Regions from separate parts of the Homo sapiens genome. Here region 1 is linked to region 2. Evidence: read pairs that join two places in POLR2A ChIA-PET (ENCODE). Cell type or tissue: GM12878. All regions are shown on one strand. Links, peaks and the distances in the headings refer to the core of each region. The heading gives the core; the rest is flanking DNA.

Region 1 (2,920 bases), core at 332-2,831, 1.4 Mb before region 2:
CATAGTCAAAGGCCTTTGACTAGATCCATTCGTTAGTTTCCGTTCTGTCACCTAAGAATCCAGGAGAGACTAGGCCACTTCACGGGGGCTCTGCCTGTCTTGTTAATGTCGGGATTCCTGACATGATATTAAAATAACGGCACCTTGGACATTGAGAAAACTGCAGAATCAAGAAGGTCATTCACTGACTTTGTCTCACCTTTCTTTGTGAAAGCTGGTCATAAGATAATTATCTGTCCTATCTCCCCTGAAAGTATGTCGTAAGACCCCCATGTGACAGGTGTCCTTCCCTGCTTCTGGAGGAAAGGAATAAAGACACAGGGACACCAAGAATAATCTGAACAGCAGGCCTTCCTAAGTCCCCCCTCAGTTTATTAACAATACTTCATATCCCCTTTGTGTCCAATATGCTTTTACATGACTGTCCATTTTTCATTAAACCTAAGCATAAAAATAGACAGTTTCTCTGGGTCTTTGGATCTTCATTTCTAAAGCCTCTTGTCTCCCATGAAAATTAGTTTAAAAAATTAGTTATGGTTTTCTCTTGTTAATCTTCTTTTATTATAGGGGTATTAACCATGAACCTAGCAATAGGTGAGAAAAGGCACTACTTTTTTTTCCCACACTAATGACAACTTCTGCCTTATGCAAACACAACCAGAGGGTCCTACAGTCTTCACCGCCAGCCACAGTTGGAATGGTCTCATCAATGGATTGATGGCCCAGGGACGCACAAGGGCTGTGCTGAGGCTCAGGAAACAATCCCCCAAAATGACGGCCACAGAAGCAGCCTCAGAAGCAAAACTTTCTCTGACTTTCTCCTGCCCTTCTCTCTGTGGCCCCTTATTCTCTAGAATCTCTCTAGAATCCCTCTTCCCAAGGCAGGCCATAGAAACCAGAATTCCCTTCCCCAAAGCCAGCCATAAAACCTAAACATATTACTTCAACCTCCTCCTTGCCTTTCTGTGTAAAAGCTGACCATAAGGAAATTATGTGACCTGCCTTATCTGATGGTAGAATATAACTCCATTCAGAGAGGGCCCTGCCCCATTCCCAGAGTAAGGAATGTTGCACAAACAAACCCAGAAGAATCTAGACAGACAGGCCTTGCTAGGCTTCCTCACTCAGTCTATTAGCATTAGATCATGCCCTTTTTGTCCAGTCATTTTTCTACATAGCTGTCCAATTCTTCATTAACCTAAGCATAAAAATGGTATCTTTGGGCTTTCATTCTGAAGGCTCCCATGTCACATGAAACTACTATACAATTAATTTGTATGGCTTTTTGCCTATTAATCTGCCTTTTGTCAGATGATTTTTCAGTGAAGCTTCAGAGGTCAAAGGGCTAATTTTCCCCTGGCCCCTACAGCTGCCCACCCAACATTTCTTACCAGGTGCTACCTGGACTCCCTCTGCTAGAAGCTCCACATTGGCCCTATCCAATACAGTCTTCAGTCACCCTCCAGCCTGGGTTTACTTTTCCCTTTGGATACCAGGCATTTCTCTGAGCTGTATGTTATTTAATCCTCACAACCATACTCAGGGGTAAATGCAGCCAGGCCTAGGGTTAAGAAGAGAATACACAGACAACACACTTACAGCAGCTGCTGAATAAGCACCAGCTCCATTCCCTTCACAAACACGTGGACATGTCTATTTTTGGTTTTTCTGTGGGTGCTTCCTATCTTGGAAGCAGTTTCTGGTGCTTCTACAAAGTGAAACCAAAACCCTGTACATCATTAAAACTTACAACCAATTACATTTTTATTTCATCATCAGGGGCTGTACGATGAACCAGGTGGTGCAAAAATAACAATGAGGGTGATGCAACAAGTGAAAAGGAAACTAAATGTGAATTGTCGAATTGGAATTGAAGAATGGAGCGGGTATTCCCCTTTGCCCTGGTGCTTGCCTGAGGCAAGTGCTGCTTATCTTCACAAAGCAGAAGATTCTTCTGGCTGCCTGGAAGATGCCTCTGTTATTTTAGTGAAAACATTTAGCTCCTCGAAAGGTAGAGAGAACCAAGAGGTAAAGTGTGCCATTGTAGACAGCTGGTGTGTGTGCCAGGTAGCAGTGCTTCTGTCTACATCCTGGGATATTTGCTGCGAAATGATTGGCTCAGTCACCAAGTGAATGGCTCTTTCTGCCTCTCCCTTGTGAGTAGTTGAGCTGGCATTAAAAAGTTCCTGGCTAGTTCTTTTGAAATTACCTCACCTTCCTGCAGACCTAGAACATTAGGGAATAATCCTCTAATCAGTTTCAAATAGGAGAGCTCACATGTAAGCAGCCTTATTTAAGTGCCAGGCATCATTCTGAGCATGTTATATAAATTAAACAATTAATCCTCACCACAGTTTTATGAGGTAGGACTGTGGTTATCTTAATTTTACAGATAAGGGAACTGGGCAACGAGAGGTCTGTTTCCTTTCCCCGTTATGACATCCCAAAATAGCATTTTGCTCCTTGAGTTCTAGTAGGAACATTCAAGGCCTGGTTGGCCTTTCCCATCTCTCACTCTGGACCCCTGGAGGGAAGAAAACTTGGTCTTATTCCTAGCTCTCATTTTTCACTTATTTCTTATTTTTAGAAAATGTGCAATTCTGCCAACTCTTTGCTTTAGCTCTTGCTTTCAAATGACTTGCACATCTCTGTCCTTTCTCCCCTTTTCCAAAATTTTCAATGTCATTTGCATCCTTCCATCAGTTCTAAAATGCTAGTTACTTGTGGATGTCTCTCCATTTTACGCCCTGTTCTGAGCCTATGGCTCTTTGCAAATTCAGCACTTGCGGAACACTCATCATTCTGTTCGGTAATCGATGTTTTGTTTTATCCTCTCTTTTCCAGAAGATTCGTGTTTTAAATCTGAACTTTGTCTCCCCAGTCATTAGCACAGTAGCCAATGGTAAAAAGTTAAGTATTG
Region 2 (2,920 bases), core at 244-2,743:
GAAGACTGAGTGGAATGTGATTAGTAAACTTGGAAACAAGGTTAGATTTGGTCTGGGGAGAGGGAACAGAAGGAGTTTAAAGTTGAGATCCATTGCTTTGAGTTGGCTAGTTACGTGGATCCAGAACAAAAGACTATCCTGGCCATCATTAGCATATTAGTTTAAGCCAGAGATCCATATGACATTAACAGAGAAAATCATAGTACACCAAACATTGGGACCCAAGAGTAGAACCCCACATAATATGAAAATTAATGAGGGACAGAAAAATGAGGACCACAGCGGGGAGTGGCCAGAAAAGGAGGAAAATCAGGAGAAAGGGGTATCAAACAATTTCTCTTGTTTGAGCACAATGACACACAGAGAAGAGGCTGTAATTCAAGAGCCTTAAATACTAGTTTTTTAAATTTAATTCTATCTCTAATTTCTCTAAAACTACTTTCCCAAACTGTCTTGTACCTATTCATTAAAACACCTTTGGTCTCAAATTCTGTGAGATTACTCCTAAGTCAAACTCTATATTATAGGAATGTGAACTTGTGCATTCACAGGAGGAAATACTATAAGCTCTTAAGTGGAAAATACGGTTACATACAGAATTCTGTCAGCATTTTGCATAAGATACTCAGAAGTGTTCTTTAATGCTATGCAATCATATTTCTAACCTTTTCACCAGTTCATTGACATTTCTACCATCATGTTAAGTGCAGACAGAAGCAAGAGATGGGTAGGAAATATCTCACACATCAAGGGAGAAGAAAACAATAAAAGGCAAAGTTGGGCATAATTTTCTTTTGGAATCCACAACACCTGCTACATTTCCTGAAGCCTAAAACGGCCTCTGTTGCTTCGACTGCTGCTCAAACCATCTGCTGAGTATAAGGAGGTGGTCTGCAGCAGCTGAAAACCTTTACAAATGCTTCAAGTCAGGCTTGTTGGCACGGTAAGGAAGCTAGTGATGTACTGATGCCAAATTCTGTTCCTGTTTCTTTCCCTTTGCTGCCATGAAAAAAATTAACCAAGGCTTTAAGAGCTGCCATTGACATAAACATGATTTAATAGCTCTTTAGCATTTCCAGGACCACAGCATTAGCAAGAGCCTTGGAGATGTTTAAGAGTAGAATCTTGAAATTCGTTCTCTGGCAAGTTATTTTAAAACCAGATGTTGTAAGCGTACTTCAGTACAGCTGCCTATTAGGTGACAGTACTTCAAACACATAGAACGTGAGGGAAATGTACTTGCTGTTTTCTTTATAGGATGGCAACTGTCACCTGCCTCTCCTAAGTGTGTGAGTAGATTTTCCTGGTTGATGCCTGCTCTTTCTTCTGTTTTCCATGCTTCTCTCAAGCGTGGTGATGAAAGACCTGTTTAAAGTAGGAGAGCTGTCAGTATGAATCGATAATCTATGCAACTGATTATTTACATAATTATCTCTTTGATTAGAGAGGGAGCTTCTTACGAATTAGGACCAGGTCTTATTTGGGTTTAAATTCTGATTGTACTTTTTACTAGTTTGTAAACTTGGATAAGAAACTTGGCTGCTCTGAGTTTTGGCTTCCTCATGTGTATCTCACTAGGTTGTGCCCTGCCTAATGAAGTTAGCTACCTTTTTCAAAGTTCCTAATTGGGTGCCTGGCACAAGTTCCAATAAATGTCTATCAAATAAAATAGTTATGTAACTGTTATAAAGGATTATGTTTGAATTTCAAATGTACATAATTATTTCTCACTTTATCTTCCACTTTACGTTACAGGCAAACAATTCCAATTCATTTATAGTTATTGTAGAAGTGTTTGTTCTAGTGTTCATGTGAAAATTTGCATTACACATTTGCCTTGTAATTGTATAAAGCCTCTTCCTATCATGTATGAAGCAAGTCCGTGGTTAAAATCTGAAGGGATATGTTGGCTTGCTGGTCATTTTTGTCAGTCAGTCAGAAAATTCAGAGGAGTTTTACCTTGCCATTCCCTTGAAGAACTGGAGAGGTTGGCCATAATCTTTGTTTTCATTTTCTGCCTATATCCCCTTTCCTCTGTCTTATCAAAATGTACTTTTTAAAAGGCACTGCTCACATCTAGCTCTTTCTTAGATAATTGACTTACAAACTAATTCACATGTTGGTAAAATGGCTAAAAATGGCTTAAAGCAGTGCTTTTTAAACTTTTTTTGAGACTTGTGAGGGATTCTATGGGGAAGCCTGATGGACAGATGCAGGGATCTGGAGCTTCAAACCAGTGAGACTCTGGTACTGCACCCCTAACTCTAATTTCAATCGAAAAATTCTACTTTAAAAAAGTTTTTATGTATATATACATATATATCTACACATATATTTTATTCATATATTACATATATTTTTAAGCTTAATTAAAGAATAGATTTTACTGTTTTAAAAAGGTGAAGATTATTTACTGGCATATCATCTTTTAGTGTCATTACAATTTCTTTTTTTTTTTCTTTTTTTTTTTTTTATTGTGAGACAGAGTCTCACTCTGTCACCGAGGCTGGAGTGCAGTGGCGTGATCTTGGCTGACTGCAACCTCTGCCTCTTGATTTGAAGCGATTTTTGTGCCTCAGCCTCCCAAGTAGCTGGGGTTACAGGCGTGGGCCACCACACCCTGCTAATTTTTGTAGTTTTAGTAAATTCAGGGCTTGGGTTTCACCATGTTGGCCAGGGTGGTCTCGAACTCCTGGCCTCACATGATTTGCCCGCCTTGGCCTCCCAAAGTGCTGGGACTACGGACCTGAGCTACCATGCCCAGCCCAGTGCCATTACAGTTTCATCACAAGACTAAATAATATAACTGAAAAGATTTCTCTAATCTTAGAATCCTGGCTAGTGATAGGAAGTGATAGTCACTAGGGATCACTGCATGGTCACTAAGCAAATGAAGCAGAGTTACCCCAAATCTTTCTTT

The links. Peaks named below come from ENCODE experiments on the same cell type or tissue, not always from the same donor. Only the 100,000 strongest peaks of a DNase experiment are listed, where the experiment ranks them.
Region 1: POLR2A ChIA-PET joins it to region 2 with 5 read pairs; 2 of 35 experiments call an interaction of 5 or more read pairs at or near these places.

The regions. Positions count from the first base shown.
Region 1 is chr9:21,094,696-21,097,615 of GRCh38, forward strand. No RefSeq gene overlaps it. Among named protein-coding and RNA genes, the nearest start is that of IFNB1, 18 kb to the left of the region's middle. RefSeq lists enhancers at 1,628-1,897, 1,795-2,089. In GM12878, for the core only: no CTCF peak of the experiment used is centred there; DNase peaks (open chromatin) are centred at 1,836 and 2,087; H3K4me3 peaks cover 786 bases; H3K27ac peaks cover 314 bases.
Region 2 is chr9:22,521,518-22,524,437 of GRCh38, forward strand. No RefSeq gene overlaps it. Among named protein-coding and RNA genes, the nearest start is that of DMRTA1, 76 kb to the left of the region's middle. In GM12878, for the core only: no CTCF peak of the experiment used is centred there; no DNase peak of the experiment used is centred there.